Regions from separate parts of the Homo sapiens genome. Here region 1 is linked to region 2. The links are chromatin loops, found by intact Hi-C in ENCODE. Cell type or tissue: PC-9. All regions are shown on one strand. Each heading gives the region's core, and the rest is flanking DNA. Links, peaks and the distances in the headings are about the cores only.

Region 1 (10,781 bases), core at 3,214-8,213, 81 kb after region 2:
TACGGGAATCCAGATAATATAGGATTTAAGGAATTAAGATCAAACAGACCAGGTTCCAGTTTCTGCTCCATCTCTCTTAGCAGTTTTATGACCTTGAACGCACCCTGTAAGTGTCCCTAAGCACCAGTTCTCTCATCTGTGAAATGAGAATTATCACAACTCCCACTTTAGAGTTTTTGTGAAGATTAAATTAGACAATACATGCCAAATGTTTAACATAAAGTACATGTTCAATAAATGTTAGGTGATGACAATGATAAATACAAAAATGCCAGCAATTACTGCACATTTGTCATATGCCAGGTACTATGCAGTGCATTTACAGGCATGTCTCATTTAATCCTCATAGCAATCCTGTAAAAAAGTCTTAATAAAACAGTCTGACCTCATCAGTAGCCACCCAAGGAAATCTAAGGTCAACACCCAAGTCAATCACTCTACATGTTGGGCGTGGCCAAATATAATTACTATATTATACTAATAACTATAACTAAAAGGAAGGAGTTATTTTCGAGATCTGGATGGCCTCTTCCTTCTGGACCTAATTAGCCAGTGGAATCTAATTAAACAAGGAAAAGCAGAGAAAGTACTAGTTTGTGGAACTGGCAGGTTGCATGGGGTAAGATGGAAGGCTAAGCAAAAAAGCTCTGTTTATTCTCCCTAAGAATTAGTCTCGGCCTCTCCTAAACTCCCAGGTACCTTGTACCTCTAGTTGAGCATTAATTGCTGCATATTTACGTATTGAAAACTTATTGCGAGGTGACAAGAGCAATGTGATTTTAACTGTCAAATGATCCCTCCTTTTCACAATTTATACACCTTCACTTTCCCCAAAAAATGACAGAATCCCAAGCAGTCTTCATATTAGAGCTGCTCAGTCAAGTCCTCTTTAATTTGTTTGCTTCTTTGCTTTAGAAAACAAATGTTGCTCTCTGCACGCCAGCCCGCCCGCACCCACCATGGCCACAGTTCAGCAGCTGGAAGGAAGATGGCGCCTGGTGGACAGCAAAGGCTTTGATGAATACATGAAGGAGCTAGGAGTGGGAATAGCTTTGCGAAAAATGGGCGCAATGGCCAAGCCAGATTGTATCATCACTTGTGATGGTAAAAACCTCACCATAAAAACTGAGAGCACTTTGAAAACAACACAGTTTTCTTGTACCCTGGGAGAGAAGTTTGAAGAAACCACAGCTGATGGCAGAAAAACTCAGACTGTCTGCAACTTTACAGATGGTGCATTGGTTCAGCATCAGGAGTGGGATGGGAAGGAAAGCACAATAACAAGAAAATTGAAAGATGGGAAATTAGTGGTGGAGTGTGTCATGAACAATGTCACCTGTACTCGGATCTATGAAAAAGTAGAATAAAAATTCCATCATCACTTTGGACAGGAGTTAATTAAGAGAATGACCAAGCTCAGTTCAATGAGCAAATCTCCATACTGTTTCTTTCTTTTTTTTTTCATTACTGTGTTCAATTATCTTTATCATAAACATTTTACATGCAGCTATTTCAAAGTGTGTTGGATTAATTAGGATCATCCCTTTGGTTAATAAATAAATGTGTTTGTGCTAATATAAAAAAAAAAAAAAAAGAAAACAAATGTTGATGAAAAGGGAGGGAAAAGGCCACCTCAGTCAACCAAGCAATGGAAGTCAAGTCCCAAAAGCATTTTATCAAGACCAGGACTAATGTTTCAATTCTCCTTTTATGAATGAAAAGAAAAGAATGATCTCAGAATTATACTGACCAATGAAAACAAGTATTCTGAGACAATAATCTCAAGTAAATTAAGTGTGTTGGGGCTTTGCATCACTCAAAACTTAGTCAGGAAAGTGAAAACCTATCTAGTTATTTTAATCAAAGTAATATAATAAAGGGATTGTTTATGCAGGGATGGAAGCGTCAAGAAGCCAAACAGAAGTTTGCTGGGGCACTCTGAAAATTAGCAACAGCAGGTCAGAGCGAAAGAGAAGGAAGGCAGGGTCACCAGAGCCTAAAGCCAGAGCTGTCTGATGGGGACCAGACCATGGTGGAGTTGACCAGCAGAACTGGGACCATGGAGGCGGGGTCTATTGAGAAAGAGCTGAGGCCATGAAGAAGGCATGTCTGAGGTAGAGAGAGAAAGGAGGAAAACTATGGTCTCTTCCCTCCTCCTTGAGTCTTCTGCTAGTACCTCACTGTCTTAATCTGTTCAGGTTCCTGTAAGAAAAATACCATAGCCTAGGTGGCTTAAACACAGGATATATTTCTCACAGTACTGGAGGCTAGGAAGTCCACTGGCAAATCTGATGTCTGAGGAGGACCCTCTTCCTGGCTTGTAGACAGCTGCCTTCTTCCAGTATCTTCACATGGCTGAGAGAGAGATCATCTTTCTCACGTCTCTTTTTATAAGGGTACTAATTCGCCCTCATGACCTAATTACCTCCCAAAAGCCCTACCTCCAAATACCATCACATTGGCGATTAGACTCCAGCATATGAATTTTGAGGGGACACAAACATTCAGTCCATAACACTCTCCTTAGTCAAATATACCAAAAGCAATTGGCAGGGGAAGCTGGGAAATGTAGTTCCCTGTGATACAGAGAAGAGCAGAGGAAGGACAGTAGGGAATGGTCCTGAATGCAAATAGGCAAATGACTGGCAAGGCTTCCTGCCTGCCCCATTGGAAGAGCCCAGAAATGCAGAATCTACCAGTTTGCCTGGTAGGTCATTGTCATCCAATATTCTACTTAAAGAATTAAAAAGTATTTAACCTGCTAGATTTAATGTGTGGATTTCCAAGTTGGATTCACTTTGAGGTTCTTAGTTCTAACAAAAATCAAGCATACCTAGCAAATCCATATGCTTCAAGACTGGTCACCTCACAGCTCCTCCAGCCAGGTATTGCTCCACCCACCCCTCACCCCAGCCAGGCTCTGCTGCACTATGCCCACAATTTATCCACCCTAACTTCTCCCAGAACTGATTCAGATCCCCTCAAGCACTAGGACCACGTGTTGCTCAACTTAGACTACTTGATATTCATCACTGTCAAGCATGTGGGTTACTCAGTAGACATTTGCTGAATAAATAAATGAATATAAGTAACTGCAGGAGACAAGTATGCTTCTTATATCACTACAAATGGTCTGTTATACCACTACAAATGCATACTTCTTATGGACTGAATGTGCTCTCCCAAAATTAATATGTTGATGCCTAATCCCCAATGGGATGGTACTTAGAGGGAGATGGGACCTTTGGAAGGCATTTAGGTTGTAAGGGTGGAGCCCTCATGACTGTGTTTTGTGCACTTATAAGCAGAGGCCAAAGAGCTAGCTTGCTCTTTCCACCCTGTAAGGATACAGATACAGCAAGGTGGCAGTCCACAACCCAGAAGAGGGTCCTCACCAGAACCCGATCATGCTGGAATCCTGGTCTCGGACTTTCAGCCTCCAGAACTGTAGGAAACACATTCTTATTGTTTATAAGCCATTCAGTCTACGGTACTTTCTCATAGCAGCCCAAACTAAGACAGCATTCAAAAAAGTAAATTTTTGGCCAGCGTGGTGCCTCACACCTATAATCCCAACACTTTGGGAGGCCAAGGCGGGCAGATCACCTGAGATCAGGAGTTCCAGACCAGCCTGACCAACATGGTGAAACCCCGTCTCTACTAAAAATACAAAAATTAGCTGGGCATTGTTGTGGATGCCTGTAATCCCAGCTACTTGGGAGGCTGAGGCAGGAAAATCGCTTGAACCCAGGAGGAGGCGGAGGCTGCAGTGAGCCGAGATCACACTGTTGCATTCCAGCCTGGGCGACAAGAGCGAAACTTCATCCCCAAAAAAAAAAAAAAAAAAAGGAAAAGAAAAGAAAACTTTCATCCTTATTAATAGAAGTTCCATGTTAGAAAGTGTTGCTCTGAAAAATTAAATGCTAGGATAGCCAAGTTAAGCTGATTTATTACAGGACTTCTTAGAGCTTTCAATAAGTTAACGTGCATTTTAAGTTTCCAAGAGAAGAAAGAAGCAGGAAGCATTTCTCAAACATATTTGATCACAGAAGGCTTTTTGCACCTCACACTGCCATCTGTGACAACGCATTTTCACTGACCCAACAAACAGCCATTCCCTGGCCCCTTCCCTCTCTTTCTTTTTAACAGAAATCTGACTTTGTTTGGGTAGTGGCATTGCCAGCCCCAGAGGATGAATCATGATGTGTTTGATGGCAATCCTGGCAATCCTGTCCCTTTGCTGAGTACTCACTTTCCTGGTGTCCCTTCCAGCTAAGGAGGCCCACACCATGTGACCCAGTGCTATCCAGGAGGCCACAAGGGAAGTCAGATTGGAGGATCTGGGCAGTTTTCCTCTCTGATGAAAGGACCTTTGGACTTTTCTAGCTGCACCCTTTCTTAATGCTTGCAACGCTGTCACAGGGTGATGCCAAATAGAGCTCTGACTCTGGTGGTTTCAAAACACAGGCAGGTGGGACCTATGTACCGCTCTTTTAATCTGGCAGGCTTGTGACTGCTTCAGTAACAGAGCCAAGCAGAAGTGATGTGCTATGTAACTTCTGTAGCTGGAACACTTGCCTTGCATCCCTGAGCTTCTATGTAACAAGTTCAATAGCCCTAAGTGGGCCAGCTACGAGAAGCCCAAGCCACAGAAAGAAGCCAAGTGTAGGTGCTCTGACTGACAGTCTCTGCTGAGCTTTTCCCTTGAGCCACCCCAGTAAAGGCACCAGACAGTAAAATTTTAAAAGCCTCTACAAGATTCTAGCCTGCAGTTGTTCAAGTCTTCCCAATAAAAGCCCCAGAAATTGTAGAGCAGAAGTAATCCGGACCCACTTTGCCCTGTTTGAATTCCTACTCCACAGAATCTGTCAGCAAAACAAACAGTTGTTTTATACCACTAAATATTGGGGCTATGCTGTGATATAACAATAGATAATCACAGAACAGACTCTCTCTCTCACAATCCTAAGAGAAAAGCCAAGAGGATCACAGTGATGCTGACCTAGAACCCCAAGCTGACCTTTAAACGGCACCATCCCTAACCCCAAACTACTTCATATGCAAAATAATTACATATCTTTGTTGCTTAAGCCACAGTTAGTCAAAAGCATCCCTAAATGATAGGCTACACTGCTGCTCAGGATCACAGATTCAGGTCAAGGCTCCATCGCTGGCTTGCTGGTCTTTCCATTTCAGGTCTTTCGCACCCTCCACAAACTGCCATCGGAGTGAATTTTCTAAAACACACTCTGAGCCCATCACTTCCTTGTTTAAATCCTCGAAGGTTCCCCATCACTTTGCAGTGGTGCATAGCTGCAGTAGGCAACAGAATTATCCGGAAGACATTCCTAAAAATCCAAAAGTCTGAGCCATTCCAGTCCCTAAGAATCAGGTATGTGTATGTGCAAAAAACTCCCCAGGTGATTCTGATGACAAGTCTAGTTAAGAACCAGGGAAATCTTCCCTCACCTTCCTCTCTGCAGGCAGAATTTAACGCTTCCTCTTCTGTGCTCCCATGGTACCTTACTGACACTTTTCTTATCATATAACAACATTTTAAAAATTTCTATCACCCTTACCAGATAAGGAGACAACAGGGGGCGAGAATCCTGTCACAGAACATTGGATCCCCAGCACCTAACATGCTATCTTGAAGACAGTAAGCGCTCAAATACTTTGATGAATAGATAAACGAATACAGAAAAATAAACCCCTAATGTTTCTGCCTCCAAAGGCAGGTCTGTTTCATCTGAACATTACTTTCTGCCAACTGAGCAAACAAACCAAGAAAAATATAGACAACTGCAAATTAGACAAAAATGTGGCGTTTATCATTTACCAGGCTCTGGCTTGATCAGCCAAAGTGGCCTGAAAACCCAAGGGCCAATCTTTTTTTCCAACGATCAAGAAGCTAGAGAAGATACAATGGAATCTGACAGTGCAAATCACATTCTGAAAACACCCTGGTCCTATGACTTCATGTGCACCTTGCAAATACCTCTATGACTAAGCTGTGATTCATGCTCTCAGCAAATAACCAAGGATGACCTCCTGGAACCAGTCCAAACAGTAAGTTTTATCAAGAGTGCTTTCCCAAGAAAGCGACTTAGTTATATAACCTGCAGGGTGTAGTGGGCATGATCACCAGTCACATAGAGGGGGACAATCTCTCATTTCCCCAAATCTCTATTCTCTGAAACATAATTTATCCCAATTTCAACAGTATATCTACACCACATTCTATAAAATAAACTTTGTGGTCTACTTATTCATAAGTACACTGGGGGACAGAAGGGTGATAAGAACATATGTACTAGATGTCAGGCACTGTGATAGGTGCACCCATACCCTTTCTCATTTTATATCCATAAAATCCAACAGGTAATATTCTCTTTTTAGAGAAAACTGGGGTTTAGAGTAGTTAACTTTTCCAAAATTGTACCACTGGTAATGGGCAGAGCTGAGATTCAGACCATGTTAGGTGGGGCCAGAGCCTACTTGATCCACTCCCTCTTACTTCTCCCCACTCCCCCAAGGCCTTATCCTCTCTGTGCTCTATCAGATCCAAGAAAAGAGGAAAGTAACACTGCTGAACCCCATGCTAAGTACTTTCTGAGCATTAGCTCCTTTAATCTCTACCAAATCTATGACATGAATATTTTTCTCCCCAGTTTACAGATAAACCCACTGATACTTGGAACAGTTAAGGAATGTGAACAAGATCACACAGTTAGTGGCAGATATGGAATTTAATTCAAAGATCATGTTCTTTCCACCTCCCCATGCTGTCCCTCTTCTCCACTCTAAATATAAGTTTCACGGGGTTTTTCCCTAAATGACAGACACACACATAACAAAGAGAAAGAAATAAGCAATGCAGCAGCCCTGAAGGTCTTGTTAAATCTTCAACAGCCTCTTCAGAAGTAGCTACCACCCATCCAGTGCTTTTATGTCTGACGATCCTTCCCAGATGTGTGATCTCATATGATCCTCATGGCATCCTTGAAAGGTAAGTACTAACACTCCCAATTTCCAGAGCAGGACATTAAAACTAAGAGATGTTAAGCAACCTGACCAAGGTTACACTGCTACGAAATGCTTGAAAAGTGGACTCAAACCATGTTTTAGAGGCCAAAGCCCACCATCTTCACACCTAACAAAGAGGGTCCTCTCAGGGACCCTCTGACTGGCTCAGAAGAAAAAGGAGAACACAGTTATTGGAAAAGATTCCTTATCTTAGGGAAGAAGTTCTTTAATGTATCTGGTTCTCCAAGGCAGACTGAGATGAGCTAGAAAGACTTCAAACATCTCCTTAAGTCCACCCCCATCACGGAGTGAAAGGATATTGTCCTTCCACGATCCACAATTGGAGTAACACTGGACTCACAAAGCCTAAGTGTTGTTTGATCTCACTATGACTCTGATGGACCCGCCTGTGAGGAGGGTGGGGATCTGTGGAGAGTTTACAGCCAACTTCCCAATCAGGCCAGCACACATTCAAGTTTATTCTTAATTCCTGTTTATTACTCTAACAGATAAATGGGCACGAACCGTCATGCCCCACTCCATTCCTTTCAGAAAAAAAACTGGAGGGTTACTTTTCCACATCCACAGTCTAGAGGATGGGAAGCATCACATTCTCTCTGCAAAAAGAGCACGATACTTCTTGTTTTCTTTCCAGGGGAAATTAAAAACCTAAGAAACCATAGTATGGTGGCAGAAACTTCAACAATAGTGAGCTTTTTGTTTTTGTTTTTTGAATTATCATTCATTAAGCACATATATGCCAGATGCTATGCTGTGTTACAAACATTATTCCTCTTGGTTTTTGTTGTTGTTGTTTGTTTTTGAGACGGAGTCTACCGCTGTCACCCAGGCTGGAGTGCAGTGGCGCAATCTCGGCTCACTGCAACCTACGCCTCCTGGGTTCAAGCGATTCTCCTGCCTCAGCCTCTCGGGTAGCTGGGATTACAGGTGCCCACCACCACACCCAGCTAATATTTGTATGTTTAGTACAGACAGGGTTTCACTGTGTTGGCCAGGCTGGTCTCAAACTCTTGACCTTGTGATCCGCCCACCTCGGCCCCCCAAAGTGCTGGGATTACAAGCGTGAGCCACCACGCCTGGCCTGTCCCTCTTAATCCTTATGCAACTCAATGGGGATTTTTGTTGTTTATTGTTTTTTTCTTTTCTTACCTAAACACTGGATCACCAGTGAATTTTTTTTTTTTTTTTTTTTAGGGGACAAGGTCTCACTCTGTTGCCCAGGCTAGAATGCAGTGGCATGATCATAGCTCACTGCAGCCTCAAACTCCTAGGCTCAGGTGATCCCACCTGTGGGAAATTACATTATCAATCCTAATTTACAGGTAAGGAAGCCCAGACACAGATTGTTAAGGAACGTTCATGAAATCAACAGCTTCTCAGAAGCAGGGTTGAGATTTGGGCCCAAGTTTACCCAGCTCGAAAGCCAGTGTTTTCATCCACGATATACTACTGCCTCTACAAGCTTTCCTCCACCACCTACCTATCATAGTACCATCCCATTGAGGACCTTTAAGATCAGAGTACATGGATCTGTAGACATGAACCCATTTTTGCCCCTGTTGAACTTTTACAAAACTAAACTGGCAGTTTGGTTTCTCAGTTACCACTAGAATTAAGTCAGAGGGACTATAATTTTTTTTTTTTTTTTTTTTTTTGTGTGTGTGAGACAAAGTCTCACTCTGTCACCCAGGCTGGAGTGCAGTGGTGCGATCTCGGCTCACTGCAACCTCCACCTCCCGGATTCAAGTGATTCCTTTGCCTCAGCCTCCCAAGTAGCTGGGATTACAGGTGTGCCTGGCTAATTTTTGTATTTTTAGTAGAGGCAGGGTTTTGCCATGTTGGCCAGGTTGTTCTTGAACTCCTGACCTCAAGTGATCCACCTGCCTTGGCCTCCCAAAGTGCTGGGCTTACAGGTGTGAGCCACCATGTCTGGCCCCAAAATTTTCAAAACTACACATTTGATGTATCTGAATCACAAGCCTAAAGATGCAATGTTTTATACTCATGGTTGTGATCCTATGGTTGATTCTGTATTTGTTATGTACTTTAAGCAAGAAAGGATATCATTAAAATGTTGTCATACGGAGTAAGATTTTAAAAGCATCTCTTCAATTACATATAATTGACCCTCTGCTGACTTTCTTAAGATTTTTAAAAATCCAGATTCAAGTAAATATTGAAAATAATGTTATTTTAATTTCTTTGTCTGGCCATCCCACCCTAGCAAAAAACTGTGACCTTCCTCTGCTACCCTGAAAAATCTAAGGTTTTTTATTCTTACTAAGGAAATAGTGTTTCCTTATGTACATTTAGAAAAAAATACAGGAAGGTTGCCTACCTCAGAAAAGAACTCGTCCATAAAAGCCGTGTTGTCGATAGCAATCTCAACCGCATCAGTATCATCATCCTGTGTCAGCTGCTTCTGCAAAAGGCAAAAAAGAGCAGAGTGAGGCTAAAAACACAATAAATGGCTAAATTATTGAATGCTCACGAAGTACTAGGAACTATATTCAGCATTTTACACATAATTTCCTTTAAAACTCATAACAGCTCTCTGATATATCAAATTCCGGTGTCTCAACATCTGAAATTAAATCCTAGCTCTACCAATTGCTGGGTTGTGTGTGTGTGTGTGTGTGTGTGTGTGTGTGTGTGTGTTTCTTTCAGGGGGTGAGGGGTGAGAAAGGGAGGAACTGGCAAGTTACCTATCTTGCTGTGCCTAGGTTTCCTTATCTGTTAAATGCTGATAAAAACACTACCTGCTTCATAGGATTGTGTAAGGTATAAAAGAGATAATGAATATAGGATGCTTTTGTATGGTGCCTGGTACACTGTAAGTTCAACACATGCTAGGTTTTGTTGCTGTTGGTTGTGGTGGTAGTTACTGTAACTCACTACAGTTGAGGAACCTAAAACTTAGGGAGGTTAGGTAACTTGGCAAAAACCACACAGCTAAAACATGGCAACAGGTAGAATCAAACTTATCTTTTGGATCTGAACCCCAGGGTCGCTAAACCCTTCTCCATGCTGTTCAAACAGGTTCCAGACACAATTCCTACAAAGGACAAGCTTTCAATTTTCACATTAGGAGTAAAGATTTTCCTGTTTTCAGAAACCACCTATCACAAAGGAAACAATGCTATGTCACTCCCTGTCAGAAGCTCCTGTTTATAAGAAAGAGGAAGCTCTCCCCCGGCCCCCAGCCACCTCTGGGGACCCAAGCTTTCTCAATCTCATTCAACTTCCTCTGTAAAAATTCACAAAATGGCCATCTAAAGGAAGTGATTCCATTCCCACCCAGCATAAGGGCCTGAGCTGTTTCTACATTCCTGTTCAATGTTCTTCCCAGACAGCTGCTGCACAGCACATTGCTGATTTCTAAGCACAGAGAACTGACTGTTGTGAAAGGTGGAGGTGAGGCAGGGGATAAACCCCCCACACCTGCTTCTTCACAAGCTTCATCAGCCTCTGACCCTCTAAGTCCAAGATATAGCACTCTCGAACACTTAGAATTCCATGGGCAATGAATGCCACCAGAAGCCTCTTTCCTTCACCCACGACCATCCCCCTGAATCCACGGCAGAAGTTGTTACTGGGAAATCCTATGGCTATTTGGGATTCTCCAGCCATGTGGACAGTCTCTTGATTGGCTCCCCCAGCATCTCATTCTCTGGCTGGTCTGCAACAATCAGCATCCCCAGGTTAATAGCCACATTCAAGGGAGTCGAATTTGA
Region 2 (10,781 bases), core at 3,752-8,751:
GGAGTAATGTCTGGCATGGGGGTGGGTTCAAGACCCACCTTTGTATTATTCCACCAACACAGTCTGCAGCCACTGGATTGGTCTAGGTCTGTGCCATATCTGTTACTAAATATTTTTATATAACCCCTGCTGCAAGTCTTACTATTTTCTGAGTATGTGTTTCTTATTTCCTTCCTTCTCTGCCACAGAGGTAAGTGAAGAAAACTACATCCGCCTAAAACCTCTGTTGAATACAATGATCCAGTCAAACTATAACAGGGGAACCAGCGCTGTCAATGTTGTGTTGTCCCTCAAACTTGTTGGAATCCAGATCCAAACCCTGATGCAAAAGATGATCCAACAAATCAAATACAATGTGAAAAGCAGATGTAAGTTGCTGTATATTCTGGAAGATTTAGAAAAAAATCTACCTATTTAAAGATTATCTGCAACTAATCCTAAAAAATTATGCATCCAAAGTATCCCTGCTACATCCCTTCTAATGGTACCAAACTTGAGGTAACAGAAACATGCCCAAAATACAATCCCATGCCATTCACCCTAGAGCTAGGTCTTGCTTCTTTTGGTCTTAAAAACCACTTTTCTTCAAGAAGCCACAAACAAAAGCTATGGATTTTTATCCATTAATGCTGTTATATAAGCTAGCTTAGTTCACAACCACATGGGAATACAGATCATAACTAAGAAAGCTGGTGATGGAAAGGCAACCATGGAACAACCCAGATTTGAACTAGGTATGGGTGGGCCTTGAACCAGTCATGTTAATACTGAGCCTCAGTTTTCTAATTAGTATAAGGGGAAAAGAAGCCACTCTTACCTACCTCATAATATTATTATAAGAATTATGAGAATCCTGAGAGTTTGGATACTCTAAAAGGCAGAACATTAAAAATCAAGAATTACTATCCTAGCAAGCTGGTACCACAAAGAAAAAAAAACCCAAGATCTTGTTGTTTATCTATTTTTCCTCTTTTTCACTTTCATAAGGATTGTATGATTCCAAAACGATTCTGTGATTTTTATGGAAAAGACAAAGATTTAGTTTGCATTTATACAGTACTGCTCTAAAAGGCTCTGCTTTGAGGATAAAGAAGAGAGGAATCAAATATTCATACAGGAATGCATCACATAATGATGAATATATATGACGGTGGTCCCACAAGATTTTAATAGTGTATTTTTATTGTACCTTTTCTGTGCTTGGATATGTTTAGATACACAAATACTATTGGGCTACAATTGCCTATAGTATTCAGGACAGTAACATGCTATACTGGTTTTTAGCCTGAGAGCAACAAGCTGTACCCTATAGCCTAGGTGTGTAGTCAACTATACCATCTAGGTTGTGTAAGTACACTCTGTGATGTTTGCACAATGACAAAATCGCTTAACAACCAGTTTCTCAGAATTTATCCCTATCATTAAGCGACACAAGACTGTATAGAGCGCAACAGAAGAAAAAAGTGATAGGCAATATAAGTCTCAAGGAAATCAGGAGGCCCAAAAAATCACAAGCCTGTACCTTATTAAGCTTGAATACTTTTCTTTTCAGTGTCAGATGTAAGCTCGGGAGAGCTTGCCTTGATTATACTGGCTTTGGGAGTATGTCGTAACGCTGAGGAAAACTTAATATATGATTACCACCTGATCGACAAGCTAGAAAATAAATTCCAAGCAGAAATTGAAAATATGGGTAAGAATTAAATATTTAGAGACCCTAGACTACCTTGTCTTCTCCTCCACTGATTCAAAACTATATGAAGTTTCCCTCCACTCTTTCCTTCTCTTCATCCCGTTCATCTCACTATGTCTTTGAGGGCACTTCCCTTTTTCTCTTTCAGTATGCATCTTGAATTTTCTTTTTAAATATGTTCAGCTGAGCATTGACCCTATGTCAAGTACTACTTTACATATGATGGCAGAAACACACACACACATACACACACACACACACATGCACACACACAAGTCACCATTCTCTAATCGTCCAGGAGCTTGGCTTTAAGTCAAATGATGAATTACACCAGAAATAGCTGAACAATACAGGATACAGTGTCATAAGTACCAAAATATACAATGCTAGTATATGAGCTAAAGGTGGCCAGAGTACATTATCACTGGGAAAAATCAACCGGCCATGGTGGCCACTAGTGAGGTGCACTGTTTTTATTTCAGTTCCCACCCAATATTTATTCTATTTTTCAGTAAGTCCATTTTCCTTTGAGATGGCCTCTAACCTAGGTTTCTACTTACAGTTTCAACACCTTACTATTGAAAACGCAAGAGGCTTGGAGGTTGAAAACCTGTATTCTGGCCCTAACTCTGTAACCATCTGAATATCTAGATAGCATCTTAATCTCTTTAAGACTGTGTCCCCTCAGTTATAAAATGAAAGAAATTGAGCGGAATTTAGTGGCCCTTAAAAGCCCTCACATTTCTCAGGTTTTCTGATTCTATGGGTGACCTCCCCCTTCTATTAGCCACCTTTCCTTAAATGTAAAGAAATTAAAATAGAGTAAGTAGGAATAGATGGAAAATGCATACGCCATTACCACTTCCATGATTAAGGGAGGTATTTCTTCTCTTTTCTAGAAGCACACAATGGCACTCCCCTGACTAACTACTACCAGCTCAGCCTGGACGTTTTGGCCTTGTGTCTGTTCAATGGGAACTACTCAACCGCCGAAGTTGTCAACCACTTCACTCCTGAAAATAAAAACTATTATTTTGGTAGCCAGTTCTCAGTAGGTGAGTTACTAAGCCCAATTCCCTTGGTACAGAGGACATGGTCACCAGTAGGTCTTGCTCTTTGAGTTTTTCTACCAGTAAGTACCTGGATTTTATTTTCTACCCTCTTTGCTCTAGTCCCCTCAAAAGGGAATTTTCTTTTTGAGAAGAATGGATGATGGATGGCATTTAAGCTTCTTTCTAGATGTGTGGTATAGTAGAAATACCCGGTTTCTGCTCCAGCTCTTCTTTGGGTTATATAAACAATGAATGTTAACTCTTGATCTTAATTTTTCCATTTGTAAGATGAGGATAAGGCATGAGAATATCCACATGAAATATTTTAGAAAGGGTAAGTTTTAGAAAAGGGAAATGCAATGGAATTCGTTTATCTTAACACTGTCTCTTTCTCTAGTTTATTGGGACAATTTGGATACCTCGAGAGTCTTGAACAATACCACCTCTCCAGTGACAAAGTCCAATATTTTAATCAATAGATTGTATATTCACCTTGGGAAATGAACCAGAAATTTCCCACTGTGTCAGCCTTAATATCCATAAAGAAGTCTTTAGACAGTTAGTATAGGTGCTTAGCCTCTATGGATCCAGATATACAAGTTCATCTTTCTCCAAATTCAAAGTTCAAATTGAAGTTCAAAGCAAATCACCATGTAGTATTTCTGGATAGTAAGGAGAATGTGAGATTTCTCAGACTTCTTTTCCCATGAGAGAGGAAAGGTCCCATGCTAAAGAACACAGGAGACACCAAGTATCAAGCCAGAAAACGTGTCCTTATCTTTCCTTCTTCCAGTCTCTTGCCTCATCCTCTTTTGTAAAGAGGTTTACTGGGCAACAACTCTGTAAAGTACTATTTTCTAATCAGTCTAATGAAACCCTTGAGAGCCTTACAAAGACAGTTTATTTGATTCAGCCTCTTAGGTTTTCTCAATCCCTCAGCCAACATGGCTAAAAGATTAGAGAAAGATGGAAAAGATGAGAGCAACCAAGATGTAAAAGTGAAATACTGTCCATGTGTATGCACCTACAAATCCATAGGTGTTTTATGACCAAAATATGTGTAAAAAAAGAAACCCAGAATTGTATTTAAAAAAAAAAAAAGGCAGGGTGCAGTGGCTCACACCTGTTATCCCAGCACTTTGGGAGGCCGAGGCGGGTGGATCACCTGAGGTCGGGAGTTCAAGACCAGCCTCGCCAACATGGTGAAACCCCGTCTCTACTAAAAATACAAAATTAGCTGGGCGTGGTGGCTCACTCCTGTAATCCCAGCTACTCAGGAGGCTGAGGCAGGAGAATCACTAGAACCCAGGAGGCAGAGTTCGCAGGGAGATCGGACCACAGCACTCCAGCCTGGGCAGCAAGAGCGAGACTCCGTCTCAAAAAAAACCAAAAAACAAAAAACAAACAAACAAAAAACACTCCAGACAGCAGCAAGAGAGCTTTAGAGATTCGTGCTACATCCCACCCTAAACTGCTTTTAAGCTAATTTCCTGGCTTTTTACCTGCTATGTGTGTGTGATGGGTCTCTTTTCCTTGGCAAGTTCTTAGATGCTTTCCAGGATGTTTGGATTCTCAAAGACACCTGTTCCTCAGCTGGGCTCCATGGCCTGGGCTTCAGACAGTTCAGGCAGCAGACATATCTTTGCAGGGCACTTCCCTTTTTCTCTTTCAGCATGCATCTTGAATTTTCTTTTTAAATATGTTCAGCTGAGCATTGACCCTATGTTAAGTACTTCTTTACATATGATTGCAGACACACATACACACACATACAAGACACCACTCTCTAAACCTCCAGGAGCTTGGCTTTAAGTCAAGATGAACTATAGCAGAAATAGCTGAACAACACAGGACACAGTGTCATAAGTACCAAAATATACAATGCTAGTATATGAGCTAAAGGTGGCCAGAGTACATTATCACTGGGAAAAATAAACTGGCCATGGTGGCCACTAGTGAGGTGCATCTCCCTTAAGTAACCTTAAGTGGGAGACCCATCGCACTACAGTATGAGGTATGAACTATGGAGTACATGGCAACTGAACATTGGGAAGAAATCTTTAAATATTTGAGTGGTTAGTGCTGGAGAGATGATTGCTGTATCTTGAAATCTTTCTTCACCAATTAGCATGACCAACCATCCCAGTTTTTCTAGATCTGTTTTTCTTTTAGCACTGAAAGTCTCACATCCCAGGAAACCTCTCGGCCCAGGACAAACTGAGGTGGTTGGTCGCCTATCAACAATGTTTTGTTTCCTGACAGATACTGGTGCAATGGCTGTCCTGGCTCTGACCTGTGTGAAGAAGAGTCTAATAAATGGGCAGATCAAAGCAGATGAAGGCAGTTTAAAGAACATCAGTATTTATACAAAGTCACTGGTAGAAAAGATTCTGTCTGAGAAAAAAGAAAATGGTCTCATTGGAAACACATTTAGCACAGGAGAAGCCATGCAGGTAAGTCAGAGGGTGAAACAGGAGGCAGAGAAGGGAGTCTTCTCTGGAAGAAAGCAGTATTTTTTTTTTTTTAAGATGGAGCTTCGCTCTTGTTGCCCAGGCTGGAGTTGCAATGGTGCGAGCTCAGCTCACTGCGACCTCCGCCTCCCGAGTTCAAGCGATTCTCCTGCCTCAGCCTCCTGAGTAGCTGGGATTACACCTGCCTCAGCCTCCTGAGTAGCTGGGATTACAGGCATCCACCACCACGCCCGGCTAATTTTTTCTATTTTTAGTAGAGACAGAGTTTCACCATGTTGGCCAGGCCGGTCTCGAACTCCTGACCTCAGGTGATCCACTCACCTTGGCCTCCCAAAGTGCTGGGATTACAGGTGTGGGCCACTGCGCCCAGCCAGTATCTTTTTCCTTTCTTATTGGCCTCCTAAGACCTTATTATACATTCTGCGGTTCCTATACTAACTTTGATTTTGCTCATACGATTCCCTTCCCCTCCCTGACATGTACTCTTCTCATCTTCAGCTTTACTTCCCCATAGCCAATGCTTCTAGGAAGCTTTTCCTAACTACAATTTCTCTAAGAAACTCTAGAGTCTACTACAATCTGCTTTCTTGTTCTATCACACGTAGTTTACACTTTCACACACACAGTAGTCCCCCCATTATCCACAATTTCACTTTCCACAGTTTCAGTCACCCAAGGTCAACTGAGGCTTGAAAATATTAAATGGAAAATTTCAGAAATAACGCATAAGTTTTAAATTGTGCATAATTCTGAGTAGTGTGATAAAATCTTGCACCTTCCCGCTCTGTTCCACCCAGGAAGTGACTCATCCCTTTGTCTATGCTTGTTAATCACTTAGTAGCCGGTTATCAGATCAACTGTCCCAACATTGAAGTGCATGTGTTCAAGTAACCCGTATTTACTTAATAATGGCCCCAAAGCACAAGAGCAATGGTGCTGTAATATATTATTATAATTGTTCTATTTGATTATTGCTGTTGTTAATCTCCTACTGTGCCTAATTTATAAACTGAACTTTATTATAGGAGTGGATGTATAGGGAAAAAACATAGTATATTTAAGGCTCAGTACTATCCATGGTTTCAGGCATCCACTGTAGGTCTTGGAATGTATCCCCCGCTGATAAGAGCAAACTACCCCATCACCTCCATTTCCTAAACTAGGAGCATGAGTCACAGTAACTGTGTCAGTAATCTAACTAATCTCACAAAACCAGAAAGTGGTGTAGATTGGGATGGGACCTGGGCTGTTGTTCTCAAAACTCACACTCAGCACCTACACTGTCGTGCATATGCTCTTTGAGGTCTGAGACTTTATTCCTGCATTCATTCAGCCATTGATTTACAAACTCTAAGGGGATGATATAAGAAGCGATCAAGGAAGGTTTACAGAAAAAAAAAAAACTTTACTGCATCATCAGTATGAATAGATATTTTCCAGGCTGACTCAGGGCTAGAGGACTTTCAAGGGAGAGACGACAGTGAGGACAAAGACCCAAAAGCACAAAAGAATGTTAGGCATTTTAAGGTCAAGGTGTTCGGCATGACCAGCACAGAGTCCTTGGGAAACATAACAGGAGGCTGGAGGTGTAAGCACGGGTCCAGTCATAAGGTTATCTGTATTGTTGTTGTTACTATTTATGTTGTTGATTGCCTTACTAAGTTTGAACTGAATATAAACTGCTTTCCCATTTTCATTGCATATTTGAATCACCTGAAGGAGCTCTTAGAAAACACTAATACCCAGGCCCACACCAGCCAGGTAGTACAGAAATTTAGAGGTGGAGCCTGGGCCTTGCTCTGGTTTAAAAGCCCTACAGGTGATACAAATTCACAGTAGGATCAAGAGCTAATTGCCTACAACACATTGTTGGGTATTTTTAAATATTAATAACATTTAATTTATTGTTATGTATGTGAATAACATTTATTGACGTGTCTTAAGAGGAAATGTACTATGACCAGTTTTTCTTTTTTCTTAATATCCCACAAATGCTTGTGGACAACTTGGTTAGCTTAAGAACCTCCAAGAAAAGATGAAAACAGGAACTGTCCATCCCTGGGAAACTACAGAGCAGCATGTTCAAGTCCGACCCACCTTAGTTCCTGTCTTGCTTACCCCAATGCCCTCCTAACTTTTACTACCTCACAATTCTGCCCCTTCAATCAAGCTTACATTCTGCTGCCAGGAGAGTTTCTGTTTAATGAACAATTAGACTCCCCATTGTCAATCAAATAATGTCAGACACCTCCTCATCGTTGTCAATCAAATGAGGTCAGACATCTCATCATAAAATTCAAGCATCTACTAGTCTAGCCCAACTTCCTTCTCCAGCCTGTTTTTCCACAGTTGCCTCCAATGTTCCCCATACATCAGTTCTCCTAAACCAGGAGGAATCCCCTGAGGAACTTTGCTAAAATGCAGATACTGTCATCATTGCCAGGTCATGTCCTGGCCATTCCTACCTAACACCTTTGTTCATGTTGTTCCTCTTGAGTGCTCTATCCTACTCTCCAAGGCCTAACTCAAATACCACCTTCTCCAGGAAGCTTTTTTTTTTTTAGCTTCATTAAATGTTTGTGAGCTCCTCTCCTCTTTTGAAAGAGGCATCCCACTAGATGCATCCCTTAGGGCATTCCTCTGGCAACTCCTTTTACAGTAGTTTGTTAATATTTATTGAGTGTCTCCTATATGACAGGTATTTCCCAGCACTGGGATACAGAAATGAATGTGGCAAAGTCTGCCTTCATTGGAACTATTATAGCTTGTGTTATTAAGCAGTTCCAACCTCCCTGCCCAAACTAGTTTATAAGCTTCTGGATAACAAGAAAGATAACTGAGTTATCTGAGGTGCTTCCTAGGTAGTCAATGTTCAATTAATACTGAATTAGTTACATATATAGTTATAGATAAGGCTTCCCCCTTATTTGAAGTGTCTCATATTCTCTCTCTGTCTCTCTTTATCTCTCATCACCCCCCCACCCCACCCTGCCTCATTAGGCCCTCTTTGTATCATCAGACTATTATAATGAAAATGACTGGAATTGCCAACAAACTCTGAATACAGTGCTCACGGAAATTTCTCAAGGAGCATTCAGCAATCCAAACGCTGCAGCCCAGGTCTTACCTGCCCTGATGGGAAAGACCTTCTTGGATATTAACAAAGACTCTTCTTGCGTCTCTGCTTCAGGTATAAGCATTAAAGAGAGCACACTGTTTCGCTTTTCACCATAGCACCCAAAGCATGTGAGATTCAGGTGTCCTTTGAAACCAAAAGTGACCAGATAAACCTCCAAAACATAACAGTTGCCAGAGAGAATTCAGTTTTCCTCATGTTACCAGGGTTTACAGTCACCTGAGGATTTGTTCTTAACTGAGTGCTAGATGTCCCTCTTAGTTCAAACATTAACAAGGCAGACCTGATTAAATAATGTCTATCTCCAAAGGTGTATTTTCTGACTGTTGGATATAGAAGGATCTGAGCATCATTCTCATCCTAAATAAAGTATGGAGTATTGGTACCGTGACTCTGACTTTGCACAGTGAGTGATCCCTTAGGGAAATGAGACATCTGTGTGGAAGTGATATGCCAGTATTCAAAAATTGTAGCATGCATTACTTATTCAAAAAATGACCTTGCAACCAGGTAGAAGGAAAGGAGACATTGTCTTATATCTCTGTCCATTCCTGGTTCAGCCACTCACAGGTTTAGGAAACTTGGACAAAATGTTTAACCTCTAAGCTTCAGTTTTCTAATGTAAAAGTTGGGAACAAGGACAGTACCTAACATAGGTTTTTGTAAAGATTGAATGAGACAATCCATGTAAAATGATTAGTATAGTGCCTGGCAATTCATATGTTTTCAATAAACGTTAAGCAATAAAAAGGAGAAAAGACAAGCATTATTGTATGCTGTACCAAGGCAAAAAAAGAAAAAAAAAATCAGGATCCTCTGTGAGAAACAGAAGTTAGAGCAACTGAATTGCTTAAACAGCTGGGAGTTGAGCCAAGTGCCAACATTCACAAGCTGGTGAGTTTGGGTCTTAGTTTCTGCTTTAGTTATATGAGAAATTTGCCCCTTGAGTGATGATAATTGCTCCTTATAGTAAATCCGTGTCTGCATAAAGGCAAGGAGTCCTTGGATAGGGGTTGAGTAGGTCTGCAAACTCTAATATCATTTTTATTTTTCTGAATATTGCTCTGGGCTTTTCTGTCTCTGCCAGGTAACTTCAACATCTCCGCTGATGAGCCTATAACTGTGACACCTCCTGACTCACAATCATATATCTCCGTCAATTACTCTGTGAGAATCAATGAAACATATTTCACCAATGTCACTGTGCTAAATGGTTCTGTCTTCCTCAGTGTGATGGAGAAAGCCCAGAAAATGAATGATACTATATTTGGGTAGGTCTGTACCTAACCTAAGGTTAAGATGTTTGCTGTCATTTCTAAAGATGCAGTAAGAATGCATTTGCACCTAAATACAAAGTATATTTAAAATGCTTCTGGGTCAGTAGCTTTGCTGTCCATCTACATCTCACAGCAGGAGTTTAAAATAGGAGGTGAGGTATTTCATCTTCTTGCACATAATAGGTAGTAAATTAATGTTCGCTAAATAAATTAATGAATCTCAGGGCTCTCTCTTATTTCAGTAAAATTCTTGCAATAAATGTAACTTCTAAAGTCAAACATTTGAGATCTAGAACAGTGGTTCTTAACTCTTTTTGAATCACGGACCCCTTTGAAAATCAAGTGAATGTAATGAATGTTCATCCAGGAAAAAAATGAACATACACACAAAAATTGGCATTTGTTTATTTATTTATTTTACAGACAGCATCTTACTATGTTGCACAGGCTGGTCTTGAATTCCTGGGCTCAAGAGATCTGCCCACCTCAGCCTCCCAAAGTGCTGGGATTACAGGCATGAGCCACTGCCAAATTTAGCATTTCAACTGAGGGTTTCACAGATACCCTGAAGCTTCTCCCTGCCCTCGCTTTCAGAAAACTCATAGATCCCCAAACTAAAGTAACTGGTCAAGGAGGTCAAGTATTAAAATTAAAATAATGGCTTTGCCTCTGAAAAGTATGACTTATTTGGCTCCTTAACTCTAGTTGACAGTTATTTATCATATCTAACAACACAGTGTAGGATGCTATAAAGAAAATCAGAATAATAATATAATATACATTATAAAGGCTACCCTCAAGGGCTTTAAGGGAGGTAGAAAAATGACTACGGAATATAAAACAGATACTGACCTGTCACTTTTTAATAAACACAATATGAAATATCAAATTATCCTTTCCTGTTCCTCTTTTCTAAGGGAAAACTCAGTAACTTATGGTGTCTCTAGCACATGAGGATCATATGTTCTTCTACTGAATCAGTATCTTTAGCAGTTACTATCTTGGGGTGGAAGGTTGAAGCTGTTATCTGAAACCTATCTACCATGGCAGGTGGGGAGAGCAGAAACCATGAGCATCATTTCTCTAATTTAGCATGGAGTGTGGAGTGCCTGCATTAGAATCAGCTGGAGTGTTTATAAAGCATGCAGATTC

Evidence for each region. A loop is a pair of places that touch in the nucleus more often than their neighbours do. Peaks named below come from ENCODE experiments on the same cell type or tissue, not always from the same donor. Only the 100,000 strongest peaks of a DNase experiment are listed, where the experiment ranks them.
Region 1: it touches region 2 in a loop (6-fold over the local background); 1 of 110 quality-filtered maps calls a loop at or near these places.

What each region holds. Positions count from the first base shown.
Region 1 is chr11:59,771,899-59,782,679 of GRCh38, reverse strand. STX3 (syntaxin 3) reads right to left here. Exons shown (of 11, transcript NM_004177.5): 2 at 9,386-9,469. It also overlaps the pseudogene FABP5P7. Among named protein-coding and RNA genes, the nearest start is that of STX3, 22 kb to the right of the region's middle. In PC-9, for the core only: no CTCF peak of the experiment used is centred there; DNase peaks (open chromatin) are centred at 4,244, 5,399 and 6,019; H3K27ac peaks cover 523 bases.
Region 2 is chr11:59,853,494-59,864,274 of GRCh38, reverse strand. It overlaps TCN1 (transcobalamin 1), which reads left to right. Exons shown (of 9, transcript NM_001062.4): 2 at 189-368; 3 at 1,553-1,693; 4 at 2,593-2,748; 5 at 5,008-5,198; 6 at 8,217-8,406; 7 at 9,440-9,623. Among named protein-coding and RNA genes, the nearest start is that of TCN1, 7.6 kb to the left of the region's middle. In PC-9, for the core only: no CTCF peak of the experiment used is centred there; DNase peaks (open chromatin) are centred at 6,054, 6,374 and 6,714; H3K27ac peaks cover 2,602 bases.